2 separate regions of the Homo sapiens genome follow, and region 1 is linked to region 2. Evidence: read pairs that join two places in POLR2A ChIA-PET (ENCODE). Cell type or tissue: Panc1. All regions are shown on one strand. Links, peaks and the distances in the headings refer to the core of each region. The heading gives the core; the rest is flanking DNA.

Region 1 (9,828 bases), core at 1,059-9,058, 120 kb before region 2:
CTCTGCCTCCCAAAGTGAAGGGATTACAGGAGTGAGCCACAGTGCTCAGCCATCTCCCCCTAATTTGTTTACCTTGTTTTTTATAAATGTAAGTTTTTGTTAATGTTTTTAATGTACACATTAGTCCATATACTTATGATATATTGTAAATAAATAAAAAAACTCAACATTTTTTACTGATAGGAAAATGTGACCAAAGAGTTTGAGACCATTATTCTAGGAAACAGAAAATAATAAAATTAATGTAATTTCTAGATGTAGAACTACATTATGTGTGTGTTTGTGTATAAGCTCATGCACAATTGTATGCTTAGTAGTCTTCCCATAACATACTTCTCAGTCATAACTAGCAATCATAATCACATTTAATACAAAGTAAAGACATTTTGTAAAGACTCAAATTTATACATCATAATTTATAAGGGTAAACATTTTATTTTACTTAAAAAATTTAAAATTAGTTTATTCTAAATAGGTAATAGATTTATATGGTTAAAAAAAAATCAAAGCTGGGCATAGTGGCTCATGTCTGTATTCCCAGCACTTTGGAAGGCTGTGGCAAGAGGATCACTTGAGGCCAGGAGTTCAAAACCAGCCTGGTCAACATAGTGAGACCCTGTTTTCACAAAAGAAAAATTTTAAAAATTAGCTGGGCATGGTGGCTCACGCCTGTAGTCCCACTGACTCGGGAGGCTGAAGTGGGAGGAACGCTTGAGCCTGGGATTTTGAGGCTATAGTGAACCATGACCACACCACTGCACTACAGCCTGGGTGACAATGTGAGACCCTGTGTCTCAAAAAAAAAAAAAAAAAAGAAAAGAAAATAAATCAGTAAGAAGCTGGGTGTGGTGGCTCATGCCTGTAATCCCAGCTCCTAGCACTTTGGAAGGCGGGCACACTGTTTAAGGCCAGGAATTCAAGACCAGGCTGGGGAATATAGCAAGACCTCTCTCTACCAAAAAAAAAAAAAAAAAAAAAAGAAAAACCAAAACCAAAAAAAAAACCATATAAAGGAAAAAAGCTCCTCTCCCACTCCAACCCGGGAAGTTTTAATTTGTTAGAACAAGAAATGGACTGGGCATGAAGGCATCATGGTCCCAACACTATCTGTCTTTTTACTAACTATATGAATTTGGAGAAATTCTTTAATTTTTGTAATTTTATTCTTTAAAAATAAAATTTTTACCTTTATACATTGTGATGTATAAATTTGAGTCTTTACAACGTGACTTTATTTTGTATTAAATGTGATTATGAGGCTGGCCACGGTGGCTCAGGCCTGTAATCCTAGCCTGTAATTACTTGGGAGGCTGAGGCAGGAGAAAAGCTTGAACCCAGGAAGTAGAAGTTGCAGTGAGCTGAGACTGTGCCACTGCACTCCAGCCTGGTAACAGAGTGAGACTCCATCTCAAAAAAAAAAAAAAGTGATTATGACTGCTAGATTGCTAGTTACGACTGAGAAGTATGTTATGGGAAGGAATAGCTGCAATGTTTTTCCTTTAACATGACCAAGTAATTCTAAAATGTATTTGGAAGACAAAATGGTACAAGTTTCTTCCCCTATAAAATGAGGGAATTTAGATGCTATGTCAAGATCTATTCGGGGTAACAGAAACCACATCAAATAGTTACAACAGCAAGAATTTAATGCAAAGATTTTGACGCATAACTGAGGGAGGATCTAAGGGACAAAAGGAACAGTGAAGTAACCCAGAGTTTAGAGATAGCAAGAAGTGACTACCAACCCTCGGTTGGCAAGGTAAAGGAAGGAGGCAGTGTTACTGGAGCCCAGAGGCCTGGGTTCCCAAAGGAAGCTGAAACTAAGAGAGCTAGATCCTCTTCTATTAGGATGTGTCCACAGAACCCAGTCTAAGAAATCATGACTTGGCCAGGCACAGTGCCTCATGCCTGTAATCCCAGCACTTTGAGAGGCCGAGGCAGGTGGATCACGAGGTCAAGAGATTGAGACCATCCTGGCCAACATAGTGAAACCCCATCTCTACTAAAAATACAATAATTAGCTGGGCATGGTGGGCACACGCCTGTAGTCCCAGCTACTCGGGAGGTTAAGGCAGGAGAATCTCTTGAACCTAGGAGGTGGAGGTTGCAGTGAGCTGAGATCGTGCCACTGCACTCCAGCCTGGTGACAGAGCGAGACTCCGTCTCAAAAAAAAAAAAAAAAAAAAAATCATGACTTTAAAATGAAACTAGAATCAGAAAATGGGCAAAGGACTTGAATAGGTATTCTCTAAAGAAGATATATAGATGGCCAATAAGCATGTGAAAAGATGCAAGATGCTCATCATCCTTAGTCATCAGGGAAATGAAAATCAAAACCACAATGTGACATCATCACTGCACACTTACTAGGATGGCTATAGTCCAAAAAATGGAAAATTACAAATGCTGACAAAGATGTGGAGAAACTGGAACCATAGTTCATTGCTGGTGGCAACGTAAAACTGTACAGTTGCTGCAGAAAACAGTTTGTCAATTCTCAAAAAATTTAAATACAGAATTACCATATGTCTCAGCAATTATACTCAAAAAAAAAAAAAAAAAAAAGGAAAACCGGTACTCAAATAAATACTTGTACACCAATGTTCATAGAAGCATTATTCATAATAGCCCCAAATTGGAAATAACCCAAGTGCCTATCATTAGATGAATGATAAACAAAATGTGGTATATATACATACATATATATATGTATGTATATATACACAATGGAATATTAATAAAGCCATAAAAAGAAATGAAGTTTTTTTTTGAGACAGGGACTTGCTCTGTCACCCAGGCCGGAATGCAGCAGACTGATCAGAGCTTACTGCAGCCTTGACCTCCTGGATTCAAGGGATTCTCCCACTTCAGCCTCCCAAGTAGCTGGGACTATAGGCACTCGCCACCCAGACTGGCTAATTTTTTTATTTTTATTTTTTGTAAAGACGAAATCTCACTATGTTGTCCAGACTGGTCTTGAACTCCTGGTCTCAAGGGATCCTTCCACTTCAGCCTCCCAAAGTGCTGGGATTACAGGTGTGAGCCACTGAGCTCAACCAGAAATGAAGTTCTGATACATGCCACAATATGGATGAACTTTGAAAACAGTATGCTAATTAGCATAAGCCAGGCATAAAATAACAATTATTGTATGATTCCACTTATTCGAGTTACCTAGAATAGACAAATTCATAGAGATAGAAAGAATGGTGGTTACCAGAGGCTTGGGAGAGGAGGGGAAAAGGAATGCTAAACAGGTATAGAGTTTCTATTTGGGATGATGAAATAGTGGTGATGGTTACATAATACTATGAAAGTGCTTACTGCCATGGAATTGAACACTTAAAAATGTTTAAAATCGCCGGGCGTGGTGGCTTACGCCTGTAATCCCATCACTTTGGGAGGCCAAGGCGGGCGGATCACGAGGTCAGGAGATCGAGACCATCCTGGCTAACACGGTGAAACCCCGTCTCTACTAAAAATACAAAAAATTAGCCGGGCGTGGTGGCGGGAGCCTGTAGTCCCAGCTACTCGGGAGGCTGAGGCAGGAGAATGGTGTAAGTAAACCCGGGAGGCGGAGCTTGCAGTGAGCGTACATCGCGCCACTGCACTCCAGCCTGGGCGACAGAGCAAGACTCCGTCTCAAAAAAATAAAATAAAATAAATAAAGAAATAAAATAAAATAAAATCGCTGGGCGCAGTGGCTCACGCCTGTAATCCTAGCACTTTGGGAGGCCGAGGAAGGTGGATCACCTCAGGTCAGGAGTTCAAGACAAGCCTGGCCAACATGGTGAAACTCCATTCTCTAATAAAAATATAAAAAAATTAGCCGGGCATGGTGGTGGTGGGTGCCTGTAATCCCAGCTATTCAGGGGGCTGAGGTAGGAGAATTGCTTGAACCTGGGAGGCGGAGGTTGCAGTGAGCCGAGATCATGCCATTGCACTCTAGTGTGGGCAACAAGAGTGAAACTCCATCTCAAAAAAAAAAAAAAAAAAGTTTAAAATGGTAAGTTCTTGTTATGTATGTCTTACCACAATTTAAATAATATTAAAAACTGGATTTTCAATGAATAAAATCTTTCAATTATGAAATTGCTGGGATTATAGGCGTTATCCCTATAAAACAGAAGTTGTCTTTAAAAGATCACTAAGAGAAAAAAATTAAAAAGGCTGGGTGCAGTGGCTCATGCCTGTAATCCCAAACTTTGGGGGGCCAAGGTGGGTGGATCACCTGAGGTCGGGAGTTCGAGACCAGCCTGACCAACATGGAGAAACCCAGTCTTTACTAAAAATACAAAATTAGCCGGGCATGGTGGCACATGCCTGTAATCACAGCTACTTGGGAGGCTGAGGCAGGAAAATCGCTTGAACCTGGGAGGCAGAGGTTGCAGTGAGCCGAGATCATGCCATTGTACTCCAGCCTGGGCAACAAGAGTGAAACTCCATCTCAAAAAAAAAAAAAAAAAAAGAAAAGAAAATTAAAAAGAAAAATGAGCTCATATCTCTGCAGATCAAGAAACATTGTCACATGCTATATTATCAGCCAATATAGCCATACTTGCGAGTAGTGTCATTTCTCATTATTCCCAAAAGGATTGCATTCATATCGACTCTTACTAATGAAATTGCTACCTTTCACTGGGTGAGGTGGCTCACGCCTGTAATCCCAGCACTTTGGGAGGCCAAGGCAGGCGGATTACTTGAGGTCAGGAGTTTGAGACTAGCCTGGCCAACATGGTGAAACCCTGGCTCTACAAAAATACCAAAATTAGCTGGTCATGATGGTGGCACGCGCCTGTAATCCCAGCTACTTGGGAAGCTGAGGCAGGAGAGTCACTTGAACCCGAGAGGTGGAGGTTGCAGTGAGCCGAGATCGTGCCACTGCACTCCAGCCTGGGTGACAGAGGGAGACTCCGTCTCAAAAAAAAAAAAGAAAAAACCCAAAAAAGCAGTATTAAAAATAACCCCTAATAAGTTCTATTTAGGCAATATGGTAAATCAGATATGCAGAGAAACCCTCAGGATGAATACCTGAACATGTGAGATAAAAGGCAAACATGTTCTAGAATGCATGGTTTAACTAGCAGGAAAGTAAGGGATATACTTGAAGGACTAAAACAATAGGTAGACATAAATCCTGAGAGGTATTATGCGGCTGACCCAGAGCACTTTGAGAACATCTACATATCCTTGGTGGCCTAAAGTCAAGGGAGCAGCAGATAAAGCTTGGACACAGATAAGGAGACCTCCACATAAAGACAGGACCTTCAAAAGGCAATACCTTCACTGGATGAACCAGAAAAAAACTTGCCCTAGACAGATATGGTGGGGCTACATCCTATCTGTAGGCTTGGTTCTAGCAGAAGGGAAAATAAGAAAAAATGTCACCCCCTAAGAATTGCTAATCACATACTCTCCTTTACTTGGTGTGATAGACTGTATTTTCCAAAAGTAGCTACAGCAATATTTCTAGTCCCATATGCACTTGTAGAATGTCTACATTCCCCTTTAGGAGGTGGAATCTAATTCTCTCCTTAAACCTGGATGTGGCTTATGATACTGCAAGATTTTTAAGGATAGGTCATAAAAGGAAATATGGTTATCCCTAGCACAGGCTCTTTCTTAGGACACTTGCCCAAGAACCCAGCCACCAGGTTGTGAGGAAGCCCAGGTCACATGGATATACCATATGTGGATGTTCTGGCTGACATCTGTAGCAAAGTCCCCAGCTGACAGCCAGATACGTAAGTGCATGAGTATTCAGGTGATTCCAGCCCCTAGTCTTTGGGTCCTCCAAATGAGGTACTAAACATTGTGAGGCAGAGACAAGTATACTTTGTCTGAAACCATGAAAAAAAAGGTGATTGGTTTTTCTTGTTGTTGTTTGTTTTTGAGACATGGGCTTAGTCTATAAGGCATGATCATCATAGCTTACTCTAGTCGCAAACTCCTGGGCTCAAGTGTTCTTCCACCTCAGCCTCCCAAGTAGCTGAGACTACATGCAGCTGCCACCAAGCCTGGCTAACTTTTTTTTTTTTTTTTTCCTGGTCTGGCTATGTTGCCCAGGCTGAACTCTTGGGTTAAGTGATCCTCCTGCTTCGGCCTCAGAAAGTGCCAGGATTATAGGTGTGTGCCAGCACACAGGCTGGAAAGATTTAATTATGGTTTTAAGCTACAAGGTCTTGAGACAATTTGTTTCACAGCATTCCACAGTGAATGCTCTTGGGTTTGATCCCTGAATTTATATGACCTCTATGGCCTGAAAAATCTCAATCTAAAATTTTAGAGTGATGAGAGGTAGGTAGTGCCCTTAGCTACCTGGCTGAAGCTAAAGTAAATCACCAAAATATTACCACAAATATGGTTCTAAGAAACACGTGCAAAAAACAAAACAACAACAACAACAAAAGAAAACAAAAGGCCAGGCACGGTGGCTCACGCCTGTAATCCCAGGTGTGAAACCCCATCTCTACTGAAAAAAAAAAAAAAAATTAGCCGGGCATGGTGGCAGGTGACTGTAGTCCCAGCTACTCAGGAGGCTGAGGCAGGAGAATGGCGTGAACCCAGGAGGCGGAGCTTGCAGTGAGCTGAGATTGTGCCACTGCACTTCAGCCTGGGCAACAGAGCTAGACTCCGTATCAAAAAAAAAAAAAAAAAAAAAAAGAAACGTGCTTACATTTAAAAAAATCACAAAATACACATGGAACCGAGTCACCCCGAATGAATTACTAGAACAAAGAACAGAATCAGATATACAGACTGCAGAAACTGGAATTATTAGAAGCAGATATAAATGTTTAATATATTTAAAGAAATTAAAGAGGATACTGAAGTATGAGAAAGTAACAGACTATATTTGCAAAAGGAATGTCTACACATAAGAACAGATTAATGGACACAATGACATAATCATCTCAATACACATTTAAGACCTTAATTATAAAACTATTAACAGATAGTAAAGAAGGCCAACATATAATAAATGGAAGCATACCATAGTATCAGAGACAGAAAGGCTTTATATTGGAAATGTCAGTTCTCCTTATATTAATCAGTAGAGTCAGTGAAATTCCAATAAAAATGCCAGCAAGGGCCACGCACTGTGGCTCACGCCTGTAATCCCAGCACTTTGGGAGGCTGAGGTGGGCGGATCACGAGGTCAGGAGATCGAGACCATCCTGGCTAACACGGTGAAACCCTATTTCTGCTAAAAATACAAAAAATTAGCCGGGCATGGTGGCACATGCCCGTAGTCCCAGCTATTTGGGAGGCTGAGGCAGGAGAATCGCTTGAACCTGGGAGGTGGAGGTTGCAGTGAGCCGAGACTGCGCCACTGCACTCCAGCCTGGACGTCAGAGTGAGACTCTGTCACAAGGGGGAAAAAATGTCAGCAAGATTTTTCCTTGAACATCACCAAGCTAATTCTAAAATGTATTTGGGGGCTGGGCATGGTGGCTCATCCTGTAATCCCAGCACTTTGGGAGGCCAAGAAGGATTGGATCACCTGAGGTCAAGAGTTGGAGACCAGCCTGGCCAACATGGCAAAATCCCGTCTCTACTAAAAATACAAAAATTAGCTGGGCGTGGTGGTGCATGCCTGTAGTCCCAGCTACTCGGGAGGCTGAAGCAGGGGGATCACTTGAATCCAGGAGGCGGAGGCTACAGTGAGCCAAGATTGTGCAACAGTGAGGCTCTGTCTTCCCCCATAAAAAAGGTATTTGGAAAAAGGGTCAAAAACAGCAAACATACCCTGAAGAACAATCAGAAGACTATTCATATCAGATAATAGCGCTTCTATAATATAGTGTAGCTTTCTTTTCCCCCTGAGACGGAGTCTTGCTCTGTCGCAAGAGCAAGAGGCTGGAGTGCAGTGGCGCAATCTTGGCTCACTGCAACCTCCGCCTCCCAGGTTCAAGTGATTCTCCTGCCTCAGCCTCCTGAGTAGCTGGGACTACAGGCGCACATCACCATGCCCAGCTAATTTTTGTATTTTTAGTAGAGACAGGGTTTCACCACGTTGGCCAAGATGGTCCTGCTCTCTTGAACTAGTGATCCACCCGTCTCTGTCTCCCAAAGTGCTGGGATTACAGGCGTGAACCAACACTTCTGGCCTAGTGTAGCTTTTATAAGCTACAGTAATTAAGACAGGGTTGTTGAGATGACTAAAGTGTATAGACCAGAATTACATGGAAATCTGATATATGAGAGCTGGCAGTGCAGTCTAGAGAAGAAAGGCTGGGCTGAATTGATTTTCCTGACTCCAATCTTTCCTTCCAAACCATTCTCCCCATTGCCACCAGAATGAGCTTTCTTTTTTTTTTTTCTTTTTTAAATAGATGGGGTCTCACTATGTTGACCAGGTTGGTCTTGAACTCCTGGCCTCAAGCAATCCTCCCACTTTGGCCTCCCAAAGTACTGGGATTACAGGCATGAGCCACCACACCCGGTCCAAGACTGAGCTTTTATTTTTGAGATAGAGTCTAGCTCTGTCGCTCAGGCTGAAGTGCAGTGGAGCGATCTTGGCTCACTGCAACCTCCACCTCCTGGGTTCAAGCAATTCTTCTGCCTCAGCCTCCTGAGTAGCTGGGATTACAGGCATCCACCACCACACCCGGCTAATTTTTGTATTTTTAGTAGAGATGGGGTTTCGCCGTGTTTGCCAGGCTGGTCTCGAACTCCTGACCTTGTGATCTGCCCACCTTGGCCTCCCAAAGTTCTGGGGTTACAGGCACGAGCCACTGCGCCTGGCCAAGAATGAGCTTTCTAAAACACAAAACTGATTATGTTACTTCTCTACCATATATATTCAATGACATCCTACTATATAAGAGATGCATCTATTAGTAGGTATTTTAGTGGTCACATAAATTGGAGGAATACTGGATTAAACCAAGTCAAAATTTTTTACAGCAATGCTTCTCAAAGATGTTGATATTCTCATAAAGACTGTAAACGTCTACATAGAGGATAGCACATCTGGCTATTCTCCAAACTTGACCGAGGCATTCTTTTCATTTTATTTATTTATTTTTTCTGAGTCAGAGTCTTGCTCTATTGCCCAGGCTGGATTGCAATGGCACAATCTCTGCTCACTGCAATCTCCACCTACTGGGTTCAAGCGATTCTCCTGTCTCAGCCTCCAGAGTAGCTGGGATTACAGGCATGCACCACCACACCTGGCTAATTTTTGTATTTTTAGTAGAAATGGGGTTTCACCAAGCTGGCCAGGCTGGTCTGGAACTCCTGACCTCACGTGATGCACCTGTCTCGGCCTCCCAAAGTGCTGGGATTACTGGTGTAAGCTACTGTGCCTGGCCTCTTTTTTTTTTTTTTTAATAGCAGCTTGATGAACTAATGTTCCTTGGAACATACACTGGGAATCAATTTAGATATTTCATCAACTGACAAGGCATACAAGGCAATGTGAGAGGCAGATTGGGTGTAACGGTTTTAGAACAGAGAAAAACCACAGGGTCCTGGCTTCTTTACACTGTAGCTGGTCACTTCAGTTGTTACTTAAACTTTGTGATTCAGTTCCCATACTTGTATAATGGAAAAAACAATAGTACCTACCTCACAGAGTTGCTGACAGGATGAAATGAGCCACCAATAACAAAGCAATTATTATTTTTTCCCTGCTTCTCCCTTTCCCTTAAACTGAAGATCTTGTTAGAATGAATTATTCATGCAAATCCAAGAGTTACTGATGCCTTTACTACTGCTTGCTTCCTATATATATATCTACTCCTATTTTTAAAGTCCAGCTCAAAAGAAAACCAATTTGGAGATTTCCTTAATCTAAACCCCTGAAAAGAGATTTAATGCTTT
Region 2 (8,000 bases), core at 1-8,000:
CCACCTCAGTCTCCCAAAGTGCTGGGATTATAGACATGAGCTCCTATGCTTAGCTGAATTTGTGCTTTTTTATAGTAAAAGAAATTGAGTGGTATTGGCTGGGTGCGGTGGCTCACGCCTGTAATCCCAGCACTTTGGGAGGCCAAAGCGGGTGGATCACGAGGTCAGGAGTTCAAGACCAGCCTGGCCAAGATGGTGAAACCCCGTCTCTACTAAAAACATGAAAATTAGCTGGGCCTGGTGGCGGGTGCTTGTAATTCCAACTATTCGGGAGGCTGAGGCAGAGAATTGCTTGAACCCAGGAGGTGGAGGTTCCAGTGAGCTGAGATCCTGCCACTGCACTCCAGCCTGGGTGACAGAGCAAGATTCTGTCTCAAAAAAGAAAAATAAATTGAGTGGTAAAAAGAAATTCAGTAGTAATATCAATGATGAGTTGTTGCTTATAAAATTGCGTGATTCTTAATGCTAGTGAAGGAAGTTTCTTGCAGCATTATTTATACCAAAAATTGAAAATTACCAAAATGCCTTAAAATAGGAGAATTTTAATTATATGTCAACATAATATATGTCAGTATTATGTCAACATAATGTTTTCATGGGATCATTAATAACAATAATTAGGAAGAATTTGTAACAGTGATATGTTCTGCTCATGGCTACATTATGTTAAAAAAGTGAATATGTAATTACATAGGGCTTTCCTGGTTGTGTTTACATGTATACATAAATATTTATATTCATGTATATGCCTCTGAAAGATTGAAAGGAAATGTACCGGTATATTTAGGATCTCTTACTGTTGGAATAATGAGCAGTGATTTTTGTAGTGTTATGTCTTCCACATTTCAAGGTATATATTATCTTTAGAAAAAATATATATATATTGTTTTTATTAGATAACATTATCTGGAGTGAGTAAAAAGCATGGAGGTATGTGATTTTTGGCTTTTTATACATGTATAGTGGTGAGTAATTCCAAAAGTGGATCAGATGTAACTTTTGCTTAGTTTGATAAAGGCGAGCCATCTACACAAAATTTGGCCAGTTAGTGATTATGGAGAGGTATTTATCTGCACTTTAACCAGAACTATTGTCAAACATGTGACCTCCTTGTCTGGTGTGTGTGTGTGCTTATCAATGTTCTACATTATTTCAGAAATGAATTTTTTTTTCTTTTTAGTTATTTAAATCAAATAATACTCTTTCCTCCTTTAGACTTCACGAAAACCTCGTGAAGAGCGAGATGTGTCTCAATGTGAAAGTGTCGCTTCCACTGTTTCTGCTCAGGAGGATGAAGATATTGAAGCCTCCAATGAAGAAGAAAATCCAGAAGACAGCGAAGGTATCTCAAAATTTTAAATTTAGTTGTGACATCTGCTATCCAGAATAAATAATTTTTAGTCATTTGACTGTGTAGGAGTTGCTTCATTGAGGAAACAGTGTGCCAGTGTTTTCATGGTGTGGAGACTTCAAACTTGAACATAATGTTTTTATTCATTTAATCAACAAATATTTATGTAGCACCTAGGATGGTCCAGAAGATCTTGGAAATGGCAGTCCTGCTTCAGACATCAAGTGCCAACATCAATAAAATACCTGTGTGTCTGTGTCATTGCCACATTTATTTGTTCAGTTAGTATAGTTGGTTACATTTCTCTTTATTTTATTGGCTTAAGTTTGATTTATTTTCATATTTTTACAGAGATTTATATGTACTGTAGTAATGTTTTTACGTAAAAAGAATTAGTGACCTTAGAAGCACCGATAGAAAAAAAAAACACGAAACTTAAGGAAATTTAAGAAATAATGTATCTTTGTCATTTAAACTAATGACAAGTTCATGGAAAGGTAAATGTTTTCTTGATTTTTTTGGTAAGAAAAAAGATACCTAATTTATTTCAGTTTACACTCTGATTAAAGTTTCTGTGGATTTTTTTTTTTTTTTTTTGGAAATTGCTTCTGATGTGGGGATTTTTATAATGCTTTTAGTAGCTCTTCATATATTATAAATTAAACATGTTCATGTTTTGTATATGCAGATAATTTTTTCCATCATTTTCTTTTTGTTTTCCTTTTCAATTACTTTTGTTTAAAGTTTGTGTAATTAGAGTTGTATCTCTTTTCTGTGTAGGGTCTTTATTTTGTATAAGCTTTAAAAGTTGTACATCCTCCAGGTTTAGTAATATTAGATTCCATGTTTTTTTTTTCCTATAGATTATTCTTGTTGTCTTTTAAACTTAAACTTGTATTGAAATGGGTTTTGGCTTTGAACAACCCCTAACCTTAAACTTGTTTTTGGGAGGGTTTGTGAAAAATGAGGTCATCTTTACAAGAGTAGAGAGAGTATTAGAGAAGTCCCACCCGAGGGTAGGGTAAGAGTGCTGCAAACAGGGAAGGTAGTTTGGTGTGTTAATGGCACTTCTAGAGAGGTTGTCAGAGTCTCTTGGTTTTAATGGGTTTGTTTCTGGTGGCTAGTATTCCCTGGGGTTATAAATGTTAATGAAGGCTGGAGGTTAATAAATCTCCTTGGGCTGCCATAACAAAATACCACAGATTGGGTGGCTGCAGCAACTGAAATTAATTTTCTCACGGTTCTGGAGGCTGTACGTGCAAGGTCAAGGTGCTGGCACAGTTGCTTTCTGATGAGGGCTGTCTTTGTGGCTTGCAGATGGCTAACCGCCTTGTTACTTTGTCCTTACATGGCCTTTCCTTTGGGTGTGCGCACTCCTGGTGTCTCTTCCTCATATGAAGACAACTCCTACTGGATTAGAGCCCACTGTTATAATCTCATTTAACCTTAGTCATCTCCTTAAAGGCCTCGTCTTCAAATACAGTTACATTGGGGGGTAGGGCTCCAACAGAAGAATTTTGGTGGGGAGGGGCACAATGCAGTCCATAACAAAGCCCAAGTCTGGTATTAATATGTCTATCTGGGCCGGGCGCAGTGGCTCATGCCTGTAACCCCAACACTTGGGGAGGCCCAGGAGGGCGGAACACGATGTCAGGAGATTGAGACCATCCTGGCTAACACGGTGAAACCCCGTCTCTACTAAAAATACAAAAAAAAGTTAGCCGGGCATGGTGGCGGGCGCCTGTAGTCCCAGCTACTCGGGAGGCTGAGGCAGGAGAATGGTGTGAACCTGGGAGGCGGAGCTTGCAGTGAGCTGAGATCACGCCACTGCACTCCAGCCTGGGCGACAGAGCGAGACTGTCTCAAAAAAAAAAAAAAAAAAAAAAAAAAAAATATATATATATATATATATATATATATATGTCTGATCAAGTGTAGGGTGGCACCATCACATCTGCTCAATCATCTAGAAGAGTTTCCTATTAAGAGGAAATGATTTTCCCAGTAGAATTGTAGGCTCTCTCTTCCTGTTGACTTAGCTTCATTTGGAAAGTGTCAAGAAGAGAACATAAATGCAGCTCATGTGACCTGTGATCTCATACTTATTCCTAATCTCAATGAGACAGCACAGATGCACTGTTTATTGTGTGGCAAGTCTCTTGCCAATTGAAGAACGAAGGCAGCTGCTGAAGGGAGGGTTCCTCTATCTGTTTTCCTAAAACACATCTGAGTGTTTGAGTATCTTTCATGATTAGAAGAATTAAATCAGACCAAACTTCACCAAAATTTGGATTTGCTCTTGTTCTCTTTTTCTACATCATTCTTTAAGGTTTTTTTTTGTATTTTTAGGAAAAAAAAAGATACTCATGTTTGGCTACTGCTTGGTGAAACATTATGCCTTGGAAACCTTCCTACTCTTTTGTGGCTTGGAAGAAGAAAATTGGAAAAGTGCTTATGTCAAATGATATCATCTGCTGTATAACCACTAACATGTCTTCTAATATTTTGAAGATAAATGCCTTGTTAGTTTGCCCTTGGATTTGGGGCTTTCTACCACTATATAAACAGAAATGAAGGTTAAGTTGGGCTTTTTGTTAGCTTTTCAATGCTTTGGTAGGATCTTTCAGTAATGATAATGGCTGCCGTTTTTGTTTGTTGGTTTGTTTGTTTGTTTTAGAGATGGAGTCTCGCGCTTGTTGCCCAGGCTGGAGTGCAGTGTTGCAATCTCAGCTCACTGTAACCTCTGCTTCCCGGGTTCAAGCAATTCCCCTGCCTCAGCCTCCCGAGTAGCTGGGATTATAGGCACTTGCCACCACGCCCAGCTAATTTTTGTACTTTTAGTAGAGATGGGGTTTCGCTACGTTGGTCAGGCTTGTCTCGAACTCCTGACCTCAGGTGTTCCGCCTGCCTTGGCCTTCCAAAGTGCTGGGATTACAGGCATGAGCCACCGCGCCTGGCCATGGCTGCCATATATTAAAACCTTACTACATGTGAGGTACTCTTCTGAATTATTTGCTTGTCTGTCTTTGTTTGTTTGTTTGTTTGTTTGTTTGTTTTTTGGAGACTTGAACTCTCATGTGAACTCCAGGCTCATATATTTGATCACCTACAGTATTTCCATTTGGATGCCTAAGAGCCATCTTGTTGTTAACAGCCAAAGCAAACTCATGTGTCTCTACCACCACAAGCTGCTTTTCCCTCTGGTCTTTCACTATATCAATAAATTAGGTTTTCTTTAGTCTCTTTAGAATTGGATCCTTGTCTCCATTGCTCCTACCCTGCTTCTGAGGAGCCCTCATTGCAGTAGTTTTTTGATTAGTCTCTTGCTTCTTTTTGTTCCATTCTTTTTATTTATTTTTAGAGATGAGGTCTCGCTGTGTCACCTAGGCTGGAGTGCAGTGGCTCGATCGTGGCTCACTGCAGCCTCAAACTCCCAGGCTCAAGCGATTTTCCCACCTCATCCCCCCAAGTATCTGGGACCATAGGCGTGTACCACCACACCTGACTAATGTACTTTTTTATTTTGTGTAGAGACAAGGTCCATTCTGTTTTTTCTTCCACAGCAGCCCAAGTAATTCTTCCAAAATGTGAATCAAATCATGTTTCTTCTCTAGTCCAAATTCTGTAATACTTTCCCATCTCAGTAAAAATAAAGACCCAAGGCCTTACTGCAATTTATGAGGCTCTGCATGAACTGACCTTTGTACCTCTGTGAACTTTCTGCCAGCTGCTTTTTTGTTGGCCCCCTCTGCTCCAACCACACTGTCCTCTTTGCTGTTCCTGGGCAAACCAACCCCGACTTCAGGAGCCTTTGTGCTTTCTAATCCCTCTACCTGGGATGCTCTTCCCCACCATGTGCCTAGGGCTCATTCTCTCATTTCCTTGAGTCCTCTGTTCAGATATCACTTTTTTCTATAATACCTCCTCACCCACTTCTTTCTCAGTTTTGTCGTTTAGTCACTGCACTGATCACCACCTGATATATCACTTCTTTTGTTTTTTTGAGACAGGGTCTCACTCTGTTAACCCAGCGCTGAAGTGTACCAGCGTGAACACAGCTCACTGCAAGCCTTGACCTCTTGGGCTCAAGTGATTCTCTTGCCTCAGCCTCCCAATAGCTGGGATTACTGGTGTACGCCACCATGACTAGCTAATTTTTTAATTTTTTTGTAGAGATGAGGTCTTACTATGTGGCCCAAGCTGGTCTTGAACTCCTGGCCTCAGGCATTCTTCCTGCCTTAACTTCCCAAAGTGCTGGGATTATAGGCGTGAGCCACCACTCTCAGCCTATATCACATATTTACTGTTGTCTATTTCACGCTAGAATATGGGCTCCATGAGAGCATCTGCTTAGGTTTTCTTAAATTGCTGTGTCCGTGGTACCTCAGACAGCTCCCTGCACATACATAGTTGACACTTCATCATATTTGAAAGGATGAATTTGTAGAAGTTTTTTTTATATTGCTGTCTATTATATACAATTAAAAAATATTTTTTTTTCCCAGACGGTTACTTAGGTTTTCACAACCATTCATGTACTTTATAATCCAGCCAGTATTTGAGTCTACTGTGTACCAGGCTAGTACTTAAGTGATAATCAAAATAAATGATCTCTGTCTTCATGGAGTTTATAGCCTAGTGGAAGAAATAGCCAGAAATCATTCTAGTAAATAAATGTAAGATTGTAACTGTAACTAGTACATGTGGTATCAGAACTATATTAGCAAAATATAACTTTGTTAAGGAAACCATGGAAGGCTTTTTTGGGGGGGTGGGGGTACAGAGTTTCACTCTTGTTGCCCAGGCTGGCATGATCTCGGCTCACCACAACCTCCACTTCCCGGATTCAAGCGATTCTCCTACTTCAGCCTCCCAAGTAGCTGGGAGCACAGGCATGCCACATGTGGCTAATTTTGTATTTTTAGTAGAGACGGGGTTTCACTATGTCGGTCAGGATGGTCTCAAACTCCTCACCTCAGGTGATCCATCCACCTCGGCCTCCCAAAGTGCTGGGATTACAGGCGTGAGCCAGTGCGCCCAGCCCATAGAAGGCTTTTTAAGCATGTGATGTTTGAGTTGATCACCAAAGGAAAAGTAGGTGAAAGAGCCTTTCAGTAAAGGTGAATGGCATGTACAAAGTCTCTGTGGTAGAAGATGCATGAGGCATTGAACAAACTAAATAAAGGCCAGTGTGACTTGAATTCAGAGAGCTGTGTGCAAGCTGGAGAGGCTGGAGGGGGCCCACTGGGCAAGGCCTTGCAGATCATACCAGCAATTTTGGGACTTTATCCTAATAGTAATGGGGGTCCACTGAAAAGTTATGAGAGTGAGAGAGTGAGTTATTGTGGTAAAATCTGGCTTTTAAAAAGACAACTCTATCTTTGTTGTAAAGAATGGTCTGAAGTGGAGTGAAGAGAGTTGGTTTTGGACTAGAGTGCTAGCTGTGAAGTTGAACAGGATTGGATAGATTCAAGAGAAATTTTTAGAGAGAAAATCAGTGAGCCTTGTCAAGGCTGGATATGGGGTAAATGAGAAGAGGGTTTAAAAGATGACTTCTTGGTCTCTGTTTTGTTTAATTGGATAGTAAACCCTAGAAAAGAATCTGATTTGCGAGTGGTTATTACAACTCTAGTACAGGACATACTGAATTTGTGCTGCCTTTGATATATCTAGGTAAAGATGTCAAAAAGCACTGAAAGTCTATTTATAGAACAATATAAACGATTATAGAACAATATAAACGATATGGGGAAAGATCTGTTACAACATTAAATTAAAAATCTGTGAAATAGTATTCTACAGCCTTCTGTCCAGTGTGGTAGCCGCTAGACACTTGTGGCTATTGAGCACTTGAAATTTGGCTAGTTTAAATTTAGATATGCAGGCTGGGTGCGGTGGCCTATGTCTGTAATCCCAGCACTTTGGGAGGCCAAGGCAGGCGGATCACCTGACGTCAGGAGTTCAAGACCAGCCTGGGCAACATGGTGAAACCCCATCTCTACTAAAAATACAAAAATTAGCCGGGCATGGTGCCAGGCACCTATAATCCCAGCTACTCAGGAGGCTGAGGCACAAGAATCGCTGGAACCTGGGAGGCGGAGGCTGCAGTGAGCCAAGAAAGCACCACTGCAGTCCAGCCTGGGTGACAGAGCGAGACTCTGCCTCCAAAAAAAAAAAATTAGATATGCAGAAAATGTAAAATGCACACCAGATTTTGAAGATTTAGTACCCAAAAAAAGGAAAAATAATCTTATGATTTTTTGCTATTGATCACATGTTAAAATGATATTTCACATATACTGGGTTAATTAAATAAATTCTACAAAATTAGCTAGGCATGGTGGCACACACCTGTAAATCCAGCTACTTGGGAGGCTGAGGCAGGAGAATCGCTTGAACCCAGGAGGCGGAGGTTGCAGTGAGCCGAGATCGCACCATTGCACTCCAGCCTGGGTAACAAGAGCAAAACCCCATCTCCAAAAAATTAAAAATTAAAAAAAAAGTTTAAATTATTTGACCAATTTCTTCTTACTTTTTTAATGTGACCATCAGAAAAATTAAAATTACAGATGTGATTACATTATATGTCTATTGGATGGAGCCGTTCTAGAGTGTCAGTTCAGCTGGGTAAAAGGAAATTCACAGGAAG

What was found. ChIA-PET counts read pairs that join two places held together with the same protein. Peaks named below come from ENCODE experiments on the same cell type or tissue, not always from the same donor. Only the 100,000 strongest peaks of a DNase experiment are listed, where the experiment ranks them.
Region 1: POLR2A ChIA-PET joins it to region 2 with 5 read pairs; 2 of 35 experiments call an interaction of 5 or more read pairs at or near these places.

What each region holds. Positions count from the first base shown.
Region 1 is chr17:16,222,219-16,232,046 of GRCh38, reverse strand. The region is part of intron 1 of PIGL (phosphatidylinositol glycan anchor biosynthesis class L); the gene reads right to left. Among named protein-coding and RNA genes, the nearest start is that of PIGL, 9.9 kb to the right of the region's middle. In Panc1, for the core only: no CTCF peak of the experiment used is centred there; a DNase peak (open chromatin) is centred at 2,336; H3K27ac peaks cover 745 bases.
Region 2 is chr17:16,102,128-16,110,127 of GRCh38, reverse strand. NCOR1 (nuclear receptor corepressor 1) reads left to right here. Exons shown (of 46, transcript NM_006311.4): 19 at 1,216-1,342. Among named protein-coding and RNA genes, the nearest start is that of SNORD163, 47 kb to the left of the region's middle. In Panc1, for the core only: no CTCF peak of the experiment used is centred there; a DNase peak (open chromatin) is centred at 3,407.